2 separate regions of the Homo sapiens genome follow, and region 2 is linked to region 1. The links are chromatin loops, found by intact Hi-C in ENCODE. Cell type or tissue: heart left ventricle. All regions are shown on one strand.

What was found. A loop is a pair of places that touch in the nucleus more often than their neighbours do. Peaks named below come from ENCODE experiments on the same cell type or tissue, not always from the same donor. Only the 100,000 strongest peaks of a DNase experiment are listed, where the experiment ranks them.
Region 2: it touches region 1 in a loop (16-fold over the local background); 79 of 110 quality-filtered maps call a loop at or near these places.

The regions. Positions count from the first base shown.
Region 1 is chr3:37,210,175-37,218,174 of GRCh38, forward strand. LOC124909483 reads left to right here and starts at 6,341. Exons shown (of 2, transcript XM_047449431.1): 1 at 6,341-6,410; 2 at 6,948-7,815. The coding sequence starts at 6,341. The coding sequence ends at 7,639. In heart left ventricle, a CTCF peak has its summit at 3,008 (motif pointing left); a DNase peak (open chromatin) is centred at 3,013; H3K27ac peaks cover 168 bases.
Region 2 is chr3:37,015,196-37,023,195 of GRCh38, forward strand. MLH1 (mutL homolog 1) reads left to right here. Exons shown (of 19, transcript NM_000249.4): 10 at 2,311-2,404; 11 at 5,115-5,268. It also overlaps the pseudogene RPL29P11. Among named protein-coding and RNA genes, the nearest start is that of MLH1, 26 kb to the left of the region's middle. In heart left ventricle, no CTCF peak of the experiment used is centred here; no DNase peak of the experiment used is centred here; H3K27ac peaks cover 3,477 bases.

The DNA of each region.
Region 1 (8,000 bases):
CGTGTTGGCCAGGCTGGTCTTGAAGTCCTGACCTCAGGTGATTCACCTGCCTCAGCCTCCTAAAGTGTTGGGATTACAGGCGTGAGCCAACACGCTCAGCCAGTATTTTTGAATGAATGAGAAAATACATTTTGGGACATGCTTGGGACATGTTGAATTGAGGTATTTATGGGACACAGAAGGCAGAAGCATCTGGTAAGAGCAGTGGTGTGCTGGTAAATGTTTATCAACTGGCTCTCAGTGGAAAAAGTTCCGATTTGCAGCATTTGTTGAATTCCACAACATCAACACTCCCACCGTTGGTATTCAAGCTGCCAATGTGGCATTGCTAAATATAGAGTTGAGAAGAGATGTGCACTGTTGGCTCTCACAAGTTGGTGTGAGCAGGCTCCAGCACACCACTGCCTGTGGGTAGGTGGATTTAAGGGTATGAGGTTCAGGAGTGCAATGTGGGCTGGAGAGATGGATTTGGTGGTCATCTTCGAAGTGATGGTCATTGGAGCTAGGGGAACAGCAAGATAACCCAAGGAGTTGGTTCAGGGTCAAAAGGAGAGAACAGGAATCGAATTTGATGCAAGGCCAACATTTTAGGTAGCATGTGGAAGAGGAGCATCTTTGAAGGAGAAAGACGTGAATGAAAAAATCATTCAGGAGAACAATTCAGGAGAAAACCTGAATGATTTTCTCATTCAGACAGGAAGACCTGAATGAGAAAATCAGGAGAGCCAGGTCAGAACAGTGTCAAGGAAGTCAGAGAATAGGAATTTTCAAGAAGATTCTTCCCATCGTAAAAATTATGCAGAGAGATGCAGTAATGCAAGGTCTGGAAAATATCTATTAAGTTTCAAAGTTAGCAGGTTATTATTACTTAACCAGAATAGTAAGGAGAGTGGCCAGAGTATAGAGAGGAAAGTGAGAAGAGAGTGTATATGGTCAGGGATGGTGGCATTTTGGGTGTTGTATTAGTTACCTATTGCTGCATATCAAATTACTTTAAAACTTAGTAGCTTAAGCCGGGCCCAGTGGCTCACACCTGTAAATCCCAGTACTTTGGGAGGCCGAGGCAGATAGATGACTTGAGGGCAGGAGTTCAAGACCAGCCTGGCCAACATAGCAAAACCACATCTCTATTAAAAATACAAAAAATTTAGCTGTGTGTGGTGACAAGTGCCTGTAATCCCAGCTCACTGGGAGGCTGAGGCATGAGAATCACTTGAACCCAGGAGGTGGAGGTTGCAGTGAGCCGAGACTGTGCCACTGCACTCTAGCCTGGAGCAAGACCCTGTCTCAAAAACAAACAAAACAAAACAACATAGTAGCTTAAAACAAAAATAAACATTAACTCAGATTCAGTGCGTCAGGAATTCAGGAGAAGCAGATCTGGGCAGTTTAGACCTGGGGTCTCTTATGATGTTACTTGGGGCTGTGGCCATCTGAAGGCTTGAATGGGGCTAGAGGACCTCATGTGGTTGGCAAACTGCTGGCCATTGGCAGGAAGCCTCAGTTCTTCCCCATGAGGACCTCTCCATAGGGCTGCTTGAGTGTCCTCACAATATGGCAGCTGGTTTCCTCCACAGTGAATGATCCAAGAGAGAATGGCAGAAGAAGCTGCAAGTGTCTTTAATGGCCTAGTCTTAGAAGAAATGCACCATTACTTCTACATATCTTGTCATTCACACAGACTAGCCATGATTCAGTGTGATGGGGATGATACAAGGGCATAGATATCAGGAGGAAAAGATCATAGGGGGCCATCTTGGAGGCTGGCTACCACAGATGGAGGCAAGGGCTGGTAGGATTGACTGGCCTCAGGGTTGCAAACAGAACTCTGATATTAATCTGCTTCATTGAATCACTGGTATATTTCGGTTCCCCAGTAGAGGTGTTATTCAAGCTCCCAGTGCTGGGACATCTTTCTGTAGACTTTGAGGTTGGTGCAGGAAGAAGACTAGCAGTGTGGATAATTTTTTCTGTGAGAACCATAAGCCAACATAGGCTGAGCCTAATGTGTGGCCTCATTATTGAGGCTATTTCAAATACAGACTCCCTCTCTTGGAAGGTACACAATGATTGGGCCTGGAAATTGTGCAGTCAGATGGAAGTAGCATCATGATCAGAATGTAAGAAGCACATTTTCTCTGAATCAGGATAAACCTCACTGATCAGGGCTTACCTCTTTCTACCTCTGAGATTCTTTTTTTTTTTTTTTTTTTTTTTGAGACAGAGTCTTGCTCTGTTGCCCAAGTGCAGTGGTATAATATTGGCTCACTGCAACCTCCGCCTCCTGGGTTCAAGCGATTTTCCTGCCTCAGCCCCCTGAGTAGCTGGGATTACAGGTGTGCACCACCATGCCTGGCTAATTTTTGTATTTTTAGTAGAGAGACGGTTTTGCCATGTTGCCCAGGCTGGTCTGGAACTCCTGACCTCAGGTGATCCACCTGCCTCAGCCTCCCAAAGTGATGGGATTACAGGCATGATCCACCTCACCCGGCCTTCAGTTTCCTTTTTTTCTAATAGTAAGATACAAATTTGGGGGAAATGTTTTTACTTTCTCAGTTTTGTGTATCATAAATCTATAAGGGCTTATAATAATGGACATAACACCTATCATCATGGTTAGAGTTTGGAATCAAATTTGTGGAAACGGCTGGGCGTAGTGGCTCATGCCTGTAATCCCAGCACTTTGGGAAGCTGAGGCGGGTGGATCACCTGAGGCCAGGAGTTCGAGGCCAGCCTGGCCAACATAGTGAAACCCCATCTCTACTAAAAATACAAAAATTAGCGGGGCATGGTCGTGGGCGCCTGTAATCCCAGCCACTCGGGAGGCTGAGGCAGGAGAATCGCTTGAACCCAGGAGGTGGAGGTTGCAGTGAGCCGAGGCTGTGCCACTGCACTCCAGCCTGGGCAACAGAGTGAGACTCTGTCTCAAAAAAAAAAAAAAAAAAAAAATTCTGGAAACTAGAATTTTCTACTTAATCACCTGTGGGACGTTCTCTGCTGCTGCCATCTTGTGGCCACTTGGAGTAATAACATTCACAGTGTGCCTTTGGTCAGTCCAGTGACTCACCAGATGATGTAGGAAGGTCCTCTGGATTCTGTGTAAATATTTCCGATGACAGGTTTCCAATTATTCTACAAGACAGGCTATACCTATGGTGTAAAGCTTTGCTTATTAGAAAGTTCTTTCTGAAACTGAGTCAAATTCTGCTTTTATTCCATTTCTATACAATTCTTTTTCTACTTTCTAATTTTTTTTGGGGGGGGGTGGGGACAGGATCTTGGTCTGTTGCCTAGGCTGGAGTGCAATGGCGTGATCATAGTTCACTGCAGCTTCAAACTCCTGGGCTAGCTCCTAGCTAGCCTCTCAAGTAGTTAGGACCATGGGTGTGTGCCACCACGCCTGGCTAATTTATTATTATTATTATTATTTTTGAGACAGAGTCTCACTCTGTCACCCAGGCTAGAGTACAGTGGCACAATATTGGCTCACTGCAACCTCCAGCTCCCAGGTTCAAGTGATTCTCCTGTCTCAGCTTCCCAAGCAGCTGCGATTACAAGCGTGCACCAACACGCTGGCTAATTTTCGTATTTTTAGTAGAGATGAGGTTTCGCCATGTTGCCCAGGCTATTCTTGAACTCCTGACCTTAAGTAATCCATCTGCCTCAGTCTTCCAAAGTGCTGGGATTGCAGATGTAAGCCACCATACCTGTCCTGCCTGGCTGATTTTTAAAATTATTTTTTGTAGAGAGAGGGTCTAGCTATGTTGCCCAAACTGGTCTTAAACTCCTGGGCTCAAGCAATCCTCCTGCCTTGGTCTCCCAAAGTGTTGGGATTACTGGTGTGAGCCACTGCACCCAGCCCTCTAATTCTAAAAAAAAAAAAAAAATTGAAGGCAGCTGCTTATCATATTTCCCTAAATCTTTTTTCCTAAATATTTTAGCTTCTTTATCTCTCCCTGAATGATTCCCAGAGCCTTCATTCATCATCCAGGATCTGAGACAGGGATGCTGGTGCAAGTGATTTACTGGGGAGTGGCCACAGGGGAAACCTGTAGGGAAGCCAGGGAAACAGGATGGGCAAGAGGGCGGAGCTAAGCAAGGATGCAGTTTAGCCAGAGACCAGCCCAGCCTGATGCCACGGGGAGCTCTGGATCCTGAGTGGTGCTACAGAGTGAGTCTCACCTTGAGGCAAGGGGTTCAGTCTTGTATACTGTGACACTCAGTCATTGGCTCTGGGGGTGAGGGGTGTTCGAGGAAACCTTCCTGAGTGAAGTGGTTCCCATTTGGGCAAGGGCAGTTCTCAGGAGGGTTAGCAGCTGACGCTCAACAGCATGTGGGAAATGGGTGACCAGGAAAGAGGATCTGTATACCTTCTGCTCATATCTCATCTCAGTCATTATAGTCAGACCAGGACCCAAATATCCCAGGTGTAGTCTGAAGTGTAGTATTCAAGGAATCCAGGCCGAGCACAGTGGCTCATGCTTATAATCCCAGCACTTTGGGAGGCCGAGGCAGGCAGATCCCTTGAGCCTGGGAAGTCAAGGCTGCAGTGAGCCAAGATCGGGCCACTGCACTCCAGCCTGGGTAACAGAGTGAGACCCTGTCTGGAAAAAAAAACAAAAAAGAGTTCAAGAGATTCATTATATCCCATTCTCCTTAGTCCTGTATTAACAGTCCAGGCTTACATTTGGGTTGTCTGATCGAAACCCCAAGATATTTTTCACATAAAATTGCTCCCAGGCCAAGTGTCTTCCATCAATGCCTATGGCATGGTGATACCAAAAGCAAAAGCAGGTAAAATTGTATTCCTTTAAATTTTCCTCTTGTCAGTTTGGACTCACATTCTAGCTAACTGAGCCCTCATTGAATCTGGATTCTATCATCTAATCCAGGACTCTACGCTCTGTCTTCTGCAGACTTGATCCGTGTGTCTCTTTGGTAACTTTCAACTCCCTTGTCTGTTCATTACCTTTGGGCTGGTCATCTCTGTTTGTTTGTTTGTTTGTTTGTTTGTTTTTTAAGATGGAGCCTCGTTCTCTTGCCTAGGCTGGAGTGCAGTGACACAATCTCAGCTCACTGCAACCTCCGCCTTCCAGGTTCAAGCAATTCTCCTGCCTCAGCCTTCTGAGCAGCTGGGACTACAGGTGCATGCCACCACATCTGGCTAATTTTTGTATTTTTAGTAGGGATGGTGTTTCACCATGTTGGCCAGGCTGGTCTCGAACTCCTGACCTCAGGTGATCCACCTGCCTTGGCCTCCCAAAATGTTAGGATTCCAGGTGTGAGCCACAGCGCCCAGCCAGGGCTGGTCATCTCTTAATATCTGGCTGTCACTGCCCCTGCCTGATGATATCTGTTCTGTTGCTGTCCGCAGAACAGCACTACAGAGGGAACTTTGGTTGAAAATGGCCAGCAGCAAGCCTGAGGCCAGGGCCATAGAAAGAGAGCCATGTTTATTTCAGAAACATGAGTCTGAAATAAGTAGACAGCCCGGAACCTAGGTGGTTAAGTAGTTAATGTTATGTGACCAATATAGAAAACTTGAGACTATCAGCTCAGTAGCCCTGAGCCTTCTCATAACTTGACAGGTTCTGGGAAGGTATCTGAAAATAATTTAAGAAATGTATTCTGGCCAGACGCGGTGGCTCACGCCTGTAATCGCAGCACTTTGGGAGACTGAGGCGGATGGATCACCTGAAGTCAGGAGTTTGAGACCAGCCTGGCCAACATAATGAAACCCTGTCTCTACTAAAAATACAAAAATTAGCCAGGAGTGGTGGCACATGCCTGTAGTCCCAGCTACTTGGGAGGCTGAGGCAGGAGAATCGCTTGAACCCAGGAGGCGGAGGTTACAGTGAGCTGAGATCGTGCCACTGCACTCCAGCCTGGGTGACAGAGCAAAACTCTGTCTCAAAAAAAAAAAGAGAAAAAGAAATGTATTCAACCAATATTCAACTCATTTAAATGAGTTGTAGAGTGGTATATGATTACCTTAAGCTTTATAATTTGCAGAGAATTATACATCATCTAGGATAACATTTTCCACATATCCAACTGCACCATCACTTGCAGCATCAGACCCAGAGGAGGCAGGTAGCATGATGCCTTCTCCCTCCCTCCATCAGCTCCAAGGCTCACACATCGAACTGGCCCTGGGGCAGGGAAGGTCACTCCTCCGCTGACCCTGACTGAGGTGTTGAGACAGTCTTTTCTCACCAGGCCTCCATTAGCAGAAGAAGCCACCATTCTGAGTAGTCCTGCAAGCATGTTTCTCTCTGCTGGCCTTGTCCAGAACTGGCAAGCCCTTTCCCCTAAAGGGCAGTAGAGGAAAAGGGTCACCATGAAAGGCAGATCATACTTAGGAAATGCCAAGGAGCACCTAAAATCCCCTTATGTAACCCCAGAGATATGTATGTCCCACTGACATTTGGGACACACCAACTTGCAGCATCTATTCTGGAGTGGAGAATCATCTAATTATTCCGTCCTCCCATCCCTATCCTCCCAGACCAAAGACCTAAAAATCATGAGAGCAGTAAGACTGCATAGTGGAAACCACATTAGAAACTTATTGCATTTGTCACCTCTGAACCACAAAGTAGATTTTTTTCTTTCCTAGTTAGAGGCATGGAGCTTTACATATGACAAGTGTTCTCTCATTTGTTACCCTGCCCACTAAGTTCAATAAGTCTCTACATGATTGGATTCTCTTTACAAAGCAACTTAAACGAATTGCAGTTATGATATCAAGGAAAGATTCCAGTGCTGAAGAACAGCCTGTTTTGGAATTTACTCCCCCAAATGCAGGCACAAGGCGAATTTCATACTGGGATGGCTTAACTAACCTGTCTTGATTTTAGAGTCACTATATCTGTCTACATTTAAAATAGATAATTATCTTTTAACTAGGCCAAAGCATTCAGGTTACAAAAAGTCACAGTGAAAAGTTAAGTTCTTGTCTCTGCAGGAAGCAGGCAAGAGCCCCACCCTCCTGGGCGCAGCCGCAGCTGCCCAAACTGCAGCTGCAGACCCAGGCATCTCTGCACTCTCTGGGGCCAGGAAGGGCCCCCCTGCCCCTGCAGACTCAGAGGTGTCTGTTCCCACTTCCTGGACTCTCTCTGCTCCTGGCACCCACTCCGATCTTGGAGCAAGGTTGGGGTCAAGCCTGGGTGCTGTCACAGCCCAGCCAGGTTGTGACACAGCAGCCCCCTGCTGCCTTGGCCCCCTCTGGACTTTGGGCACTGATCAGTACGAGAGGGAGGCTGAGGTGGGGGCTGAGGGCAGCTCATTGCTGGTCTGCAGGCGCCCTTCCGCACAAACAGCCTGGCATGCCATGAGCTGCAGCAAGAGGCAGAGAGGCTCCTGGGCGGAAGAGGGCAGGTCTCCAGTGAAGCTCCACCTTCAAGCTGGGGAGAGCCTGAAGCCTGATGGCCAGGCTGTTGGTCCCATGGACCAGAGTGGAAACTTGTGGTGCTTTTCCTGGGCCTGCCCATGGCTGCCCATGGACCAATCAGCATGCACGTCCTCTGCTCTGAAGCCCATAAAAACCCCAGACTCAGGCAGACTTGGGGAGATGACAGGACTACCAGTGGTGGAGAGGAGCTACCGACCCCAGGGACTCCTGTTGGCTGAGAGCTGAAGATACAATGGGACGACTAGCTGCAGAGAGGAGCTACCCACTCCAGGTTCTCCTCTCTGCTGTGAGCTGAATGCTCATCAGGACATCTTGCCTGTGGAGAGGAGCTACCCAATGCCGGTCTCCTCTGAGCTATACTGTCACTCAATAAAGCTCCTTTTTGCCTTGCTCACCCTCCATTTGTCTGCATACCTCATTCTTTCTGGACACAGGACAAGAACTTGGGACCCACCAAATGGCAGGGCTAAAAGAGCTGTAACACAAACAGGGCTGAAACATGCCTCTTGCTTGCCACATTGCAGGTGACAAGAAGGAGAGAAGAGAGAGGGAGAGAAGAGCTGTGGCCCATTGGGGAGCCCAGACC
Region 2 (8,000 bases), 190 kb before region 1:
AACAAGTAATCCCAAACACAGTCTGAATTTTTTGTTTTCCATCCAGAAATAAGATGAATCTTTCCATTTCCGTGTTTTCAGTTTTCATCATTTTTATCCTATAGGTTACTTATCTTTATTTTAAAGCATTTCATAATAATTTTATAGTTTTTGTTTTGTTTGCTTGTTTGCTGTTGGAAATGGAATATTCCCTCCTTCCATTTAGACTGCTAACCAGCTGTAAATGTTTCAAAATATGCATGTTTTACAGCAGTTGTTCAAAGCAATACAGGAACAGTAAGGACAGAGCCAGTCATTTTACAACCACATTCTGTTAAACTGATGTCTATTAGCAGGGTTTTTCCTATTTTATTAGGAAGGACTTACACCTGATATATAACAAAGCTTGTTTTAATCAAGGCTCAGAAAATGTTTTTCATTAGTTTTTTTCCTAACCATGAAGAATAACTGCTTTGTAACACACATGCTGGCTATAAAGCAGACAAAAAATTCACTGTAGGTGCTGCCTGACTGGCCTCTGTCCGTGTTTCTGTTGGGGCTGCTTACCACAGCCTCTGCATTATCATTAGCTAGTGTGTTCACAATACCAAGTTCCCAGTAGCAAAGAAAGGTCAAGCTCTTACGCATGCCATTCATTTATCTACACTGTGCAGGCGCACTCAGGTGGCAGGGACAAAGACCACTCCTTTGGCGCATCTCAAGTTCAGAATTCTCAGTAGAGGGGCTCCAGCTGTCCTTTTGTCAGGTGCCCATGCCTGCTCCAGGCCTGTGTGGTCAGGACACGTGTTACAGAGTACAGTGACATTAATGATGGGGCCATGGATATGGTCAGCACTCAGAGGATGTTAGTCTCTTCATTGATAAAGTCACAACCACTTTTCCTGTTGGAAATAAAAAGATTTGACGTATCCTTGTCTACAGCAACACAGGACAACAGATAATCAGCAGGTCATCTAAATCTGTTCAGAGAGAAAGGAGAGCTGTTTCCTGAAAATACATCTTCCCCTGATTTTAGTCTTATTTTTTTCTGCCTTTATTGCTTTCTACCCTCTTCAAACCAGCCTCATTTCCTAAATTACCTTGAATATGCATTGACACTTGTACTGCCTGAAATTCTGGAAAACTCAGTATGGCTACTCCACCGTCAGAACTTCCTGAGCAAAGTTAGTTGCTCTCTCGGCTCACTGTTTTGTTTTGTTTTGTTTTCCTGCCTCAGGTTTATTTGTACAAATAGCACAGGAGGACCAGCCCCATGCAGATGGTAGCCCAGGGGCGGGGGTAGGGGGTCACACCAGTCCTTCTGTCCTCATGTTGGCAGAGATATCTACTCTGAAGCCTTTGTAGGGGCCTGGGCACCTTTGGGAGCCTGAGCTGGAACTGAAGGTGGAGCTGCAGCCTGGGCCTTGGTTTGATCCTTGGCCTTGGCCTTTGGCCGGCACAGCCTGAGCCCCTTGGCAATACGGGCACGAGCACGCTTCCCAAGCTTGGGATGGGCAATGTAGGCAAGTCGATCGAGCTTGCGGCTGACACCCTTTGGGATCTTGGGCTTAACCTCCTTGGGCTTTACGAGGGCCTTGATAGCCTCGGCACGTGCACTCATGGCCTTGGCATTGTTGGCCTGCATCTTCTTTAGGCCCTTCTTGTTGTGCTTCTTGGCAAAGTGCATGTTCCTCAGGAACTTGGGGTCCACCCCCTTAAGAGATTCGTATCTTTGTGATCGGGGTTTCTTGATACCATTTCTGTGCCATTTTCGGGACTGGTTGTGTGTGGTGTGGTTCTTGGACTTCGCCATGTCTACACCTTAAGCCGCGGCTCCCGAAGCACCTAGAACCGGAAGAGTTGGCTCACTATTTAGCACACACACACGTCTATAATAGTGCTGGCCACTTGGGGTTGGAATTAGTTTATTTATCAGCATGTTGTCTCCCAGCACTTGGTGTGTGTGATATGCAGTATGTATTTGCAGAATGAAAAGTCTGAGGGCTGACATCATATTTCCCACTGTGCCCAGAAAGAGCACAGTTAGTCCACATGAGCTAATGGGGGCAAAGGGAAGTGAGGAGGGAGAATGTACTGCCTTATCATGTTTTCTATTACTTGGCTGAAGTAAAACAGTCCCAAGCCGATAGTAAGATAGTGGGCTGGAAAGTGGCGACAGGTAAAGGTGCACCTTTCTTCCTGGGGATGTGATGTGCATATCACTACAGAAATGTCTTTCCTGAGGTGATTTCATGACTTTGTGTGAATGTACACCTGTGACCTCACCCCTCAGGACAGTTTTGAACTGGTTGCTTTCTTTTTATTGTTTAGATCGTCTGGTAGAATCAACTTCCTTGAGAAAAGCCATAGAAACAGTGTATGCAGCCTATTTGCCCAAAAACACACACCCATTCCTGTACCTCAGGTAATGTAGCACCAAACTCCTCAACCAAGACTCACAAGGAACAGATGTTCTATCAGGCTCTCCTCTTTGAAAGAGATGAGCATGCTAATAGTACAATCAGAGTGAATCCCATACACCACTGGCAAAAGGATGTTCTGTCCCTTCTTACAGGTACAAGGCACAGTTTTCCTTCATTTATTCACTAATTTAGCAGAACCTCACTAAGAGCCTCCTATATGCCAGGCTCTGCGTTAGCAATAAAAGGAATGCCATGCCTCACCCCATCAGGAGGTGCTGATAGCTTGTAGGCGGAGTGGAAACAGATGTGCTCTAGAGGCTCTAAATATTACTTCTGCTGGGGTCAGTTGGGAAGCCACAACAGCTACTGTTCATCTTCCATAAAAGACAATCAGCCGGGCACAGTGGCTCACACCTGTAAATCCCAGCACTTTGGGAGGCTGAGGTGGGTGGATCACAAGGTCAGGTGTTTGAGACCAGCCTGGCCAACGTGGCGAAACCCTGTCTCTACTAAAAATACAAAAATTAGCCAGGCATGGTGGCGGGCGCCTGTAGTCCCAGCTACTCGGGAGGCTGAGGCAGGAGAATCGCTTGAACCTAGGAGGTGGAGGTTGCAGTGAGCTGAGACTGTACCACTGCACTCCAGCCTGGGCGACAGAGCGAGACTCCATCTCAAAAAAAAAAAAAAAAAGACTGGGTTCTGTTCTGTGGAGGTTCTTGTCTTAACATATCCACTGTTGATTGCCCAGATGTTGATGTAATTAATTTAGCAGTCGTAAATAGTTTAGCACTTGCATTAAATAGACCAAACCCCATAGTAGGTATTTGAAATACAGAATAAATGTGAGGTACCCCTGCTCTAAAGGAGTTTATAGTCCAGAGCTGACTTATGGAGGATTTCTTTCTATTATTTCTGGGTCTGCTACTAATTTGTCTATTTCATATCCTAATTATCCTTGTTTTCATTTTGATTGAAAGGGGGAGAGCATAGAAATTGTGGTAAAAGGTAGTTTTATTTTTTATTTGAGATGGAGTCTTGCTCTGTCACCCAGGCTGGAGTGCAGTGGCACAATCTCATCTCATTGCAACCTCCACCTCCCGCGTTCAAGCAATTCTCCTGCCTCAGCCTCCCGAGTAGCTGGGATTACAGGTGTGCACCACCACGCCCAGCTAATTTTTGTATTTTTAGTAGAGATGGATTTTACCATGTTGGCCAGTCTGGTCTTGAACTCCCGACCTCAGGTGATCCTCTCACTTTGGCCTCCCAAAGTGTTAGGATTACAGGCCTCAGCCACTGCACCCAGCCTAAAGTTAGTTTTAGATTAAGTGTTTTCATGTTTTCCCTTGCAAAGTAATAAACTGGTCAAGTTATCACCTTGTTCCATCTCCATATTAATCAGGGTCCAAACAGGAGATAGAAACCATGCAACAATTTGAGTAGTTGAATAAAGAATTATAAACAGGAGATTAGAGTAATAGGGGATTAGATAGTAAGAGGTGAAGAGATAGGAACAGCAGATATAAAGAACAACCATTTCCTCCTATGGCTGAGATACCATCCCCTCACCACACTCCCCCACCTACTCACTGAGATGCAGACCTTATTGAAGAGAATGTAACTGGCTTGCTGCGAGGTAAAGTCAATGAGGCGCTCCCCAGTACCACTCTGAGGGGATGCTGGGGAAAACTGCCCATGAGAAGAGGGCACATGCTGCTGGCCACTTGTGCTAAAGAACTTGAAGTCTGATAGGAGTGCACCCTAACCTGGCATAGAAACCCTTTCTTCCTGCTGAGTCCCTCTAGCACCTTATACTGGCAAAGCTTTACATTGCAAACCTCCATTATCACAGAGCAAGCAATGAAAGATGGACTCAGAGCTGAGGCGATAAATTGATAGCTAGCATAGCCTCTAAACTGACTTTTATGACTACATTTTATGGATAGAAAGTGTTCTTATATATATTGTTTCTTTACATAATAGGGGACTTATTCATGGCTGCAGATGAGAAAACAGATCCTAAGAAGTTAAGTGACTTGCCCAAGGTCACACAAAGAATTCCACTAGTTCTAAAATGACAGTAATTACAGTTAACATACATTGTATGTGGCAGATACATATAAAGCACATGGCATTAATTTTTTTTTTTGAGATGGAGTCTTGCTCTGTCGCCAAGCTGGAGTGCAGTGGCACGATCTCGGCTTACTGCAACCTCTGACTCCCTGGTTGAAGGGATTCTCCTCCCTCAGCCTCCCGAGTACCTGGGATTACAGGCATGCGCCACCACGCCCAGCTAATTTTTGTATTTTTAGTAGAGACGTGGTTTCATCATGTTGGCCAGGATGGTCTCGATCTCCTGACCTTGTGATCCACCCGCCTCGGCCTCCCCAAATGCTGGGATTACAGGCGTGAGCCACCACGCCCGGCCACTTGGCATGAATTTAATTCCCGCCATAAACCTGTGAGATAGGTAATTCTGTTATATCCACTTTACAAATGAAGAGACTGAGGCAAAGAAAGATGATGTAACTTACGCAAAGCTACACAGCTCTTAAGTAGCAGTGCCAATATTTGAACACACTCAGACTCGATCCTGAGGTTTTGACCACTGTGTCATCTGGCCTCAAATCTTCTGGCCACCACATACACCATATGTGGGCTTTTTCTCCCCCTCCCACTATCTAAGGTAATTGTTCTCTCTTATTTTCCTGACAGTTTAGAAATCAGTCCCCAGAATGTGGATGTTAATGTGCACCCCACAAAGCATGAAGTTCACTTCCTGCACGAGGAGAGCATCCTGGAGCGGGTGCAGCAGCACATCGAGAGCAAGCTCCTGGGCTCCAATTCCTCCAGGATGTACTTCACCCAGGTCAGGGCGCTTCTCATCCAGCTACTTCTCTGGGGCCTTTGAAATGTGCCCGGCCAGACGTGAGAGCCCAGATTTTTGCCTGTTATTTAGGAACTTTCTTTGCAAGTATTACCTGGATAGTTTTAACATTTTCTTCTTTGAACCTAGTTATAAAGGTATTGTGCTGTTGTTCCTAGGCTTAGAGTCATAAGGCCTGAGCTCACTTCCTCACTTTGCCTCCATCTGGAACCTTAGACCAACTTCCTAGGAAAACGAGCTGTCTGAAAACAGAATAGGGTGCCTCTTCAATGTGCTCTTCACTGGAGATGTTCAGGAGGAGGCTACTCCCACCTACACAGGGTGCAGTGGAGGGTCTGGGCCCCAGGGAGGCAGCAGGAAGAGTGGAAAGAGCGGAGGCTCTACTGTTGGACAGACCTGGGTTACCAGCCGTGTGACTAGCCTTCCCTGGCCTCCATATCCCCCTCAGTAATGAAGGAATGTGTCATCCCCAAATCCAGGGACAGTTACAAGCAGTCAGTGAACAGAAAGTGTCTGGTACAGGTTCTAAGTGCTTATTATTCTAAGTCACTTCACTTACCTGAGTTCTCAGTTTTCCTATCTATAAGATAAGCAGGTTGGATAAAATGTTCTCCAATATACTCCTGGTCCTGAGATGATGTGATTGTGGGCAGCCCTTTAATCATGGTGAAGATGTTCATCATAAGCACACTGAAACTACAAAATAGGAATATAAATATTTTCTCCATTAAATTATGCTGGATCCTAGAAGCAAAAACTGGAACTGTGAAACCCTACTTCACAGAAAACTTAAAATTCCCAAGCAGATGAATGCTTCTCGGAAGGACACTGACAGTTACCTACCTGGAAAGAATCTAGATGGAGGTGGCATGGGCACTAAGCGGTGAGATTAAACCCAGTTAGGGCAGCCCCACCAGCCTTGGAACCCACACATCTGGAGATTGTTGATGCAGAGAGAAAGGTTCCTACTGGTGAGACCTGAAAGGGATATGTGGCAGGTGGGAGGAAGAAGTTCTGTCTGGAAACCAACCCTTGTTCCTCCGTTATTGATTGACTCCTGGTACCAACATGAGCCCTAGGTCTTATAGAGGCCATAAGTCCCTATGCCTTATAGTGCCCATGGATGAGATGAGGCCACACATGCCCCCAGTGGGTTAACATGTCTAGCGTGGGTAAGGCTCTTGGAGCACTATGATACACAGGAAATGCCCAGTAACTCTTAGTTGGTTTGATATCTGTTCCCATTGCTCACTTAAGCTCAGTGCCCCTTTACTGATCCTTTTATTCTGCCTCCCTCTGCACATGTGCATTGAGACTCCTATCTGAGACACACACTGTGTTGGGTGCCCAGGGATGCAGCATAGATGTTGCTGCCTTCCACAGAAGCGCTCATGGTCTGCTAGAGAATATATCCCATGGGAGAGAAAAACAGACTCGGGAGAATATAGCAGGGGCCCTTGTCCTGGACTTTGGCAGTTAGGAAAGGGAGGGAAGAGACATGGAGGCTGGGACCCAAAGGCTAAATAGGAATTTGCTGGGCCAAAGGGGAGGGGGAATGAAAAGAGTGTTTCTGGCAGAGGAAATGGCAAGGATAAAGGCCTGGAGGCGCAAGAGAATATGTGTTTGAGGATCTGAAAGTTGAGTGCAGTGGGTCCAGTGTTCTCTACCCTGGCTGCCATTAGAATTACCTGGGAAACTTTTAGAAAATTCCAGTGTCTGGGCCCTCCCTAAAACAATAAATCATTCTTGGGTGGTGGGGTCTGGGCATCAGGATTGTTTAAAACCCTCCCCAGGTACTGTCATGTGCAGCTGGGGTTAAGCTGTGCTGGGGTCTGAGTATGGATCTGTTAGGGCAAGTGGCGGTGATGGAGTTGAGGCTGCAGAATTCAGGCCAAATAGAGAGGTTTTCATCAGGATATTAAAGAGTTTAGATTTCAATTTGGTGGGAATGGATGGGATCTTATTTGCATTTTATGAAGAGCTCCCTGGTTGCAATATCAGAATGGATTGGAGAGGAGCAAGATGGAAGCCTACAGTGATTTGGGAGAAGTGGTGAGGGACTTGAGACACAGGAAGTAGCCCCATTCACTAATAGTTGAGTATGTAGATTTGCTAGGACCTGGAAATGGTTTGGCTGGTGGGGAGTGGGAAGAAAGGCCCAAAGTGTGAAATGAAGATGGAGAGCACATTGCCTAGCCCAGAGTGATTGCCATTTGCTCTGTCCCAGTTGAGGTCCAAGGGGTTGGCCAGAGATCATGGAGTCTGTGGCTCCATGGGGAGAAGAACCTCTCAGCATGCCTCCTTGTCTTATCCTGGGTTAGTCAGATTCATTTTGTTAGATTACATTTTTTTTCCAGTGGAACTCTGCTTAAGTCCTGACCAGTATGTTTTCAGAAGGATCAGAGGGCCTGCCCTTGTCCATTGGTGCATGACACCAGCTTGGTGGGTTCCTTGCTGCTCCCTGTTTTCATAGGGTTATCAGAATACCTTCTCTCCCTGCCACCAGCAGGTCACACTGGCTCCTGACTTTTTGGCCCATGGAACCACCATCTTTCTGCTTCTTAGATTGTGCCTTGTACTCCACTGATCATGGCCAGTACATCAGAAGCCCTGGTTTGCAGTGAATGCATTTGATATGGAAATCAGGAACCCTGGGGATACCACTCATCATATTTGGTTGCTGTGTTTTTCCTCCAATCTTTCACCATAACAAC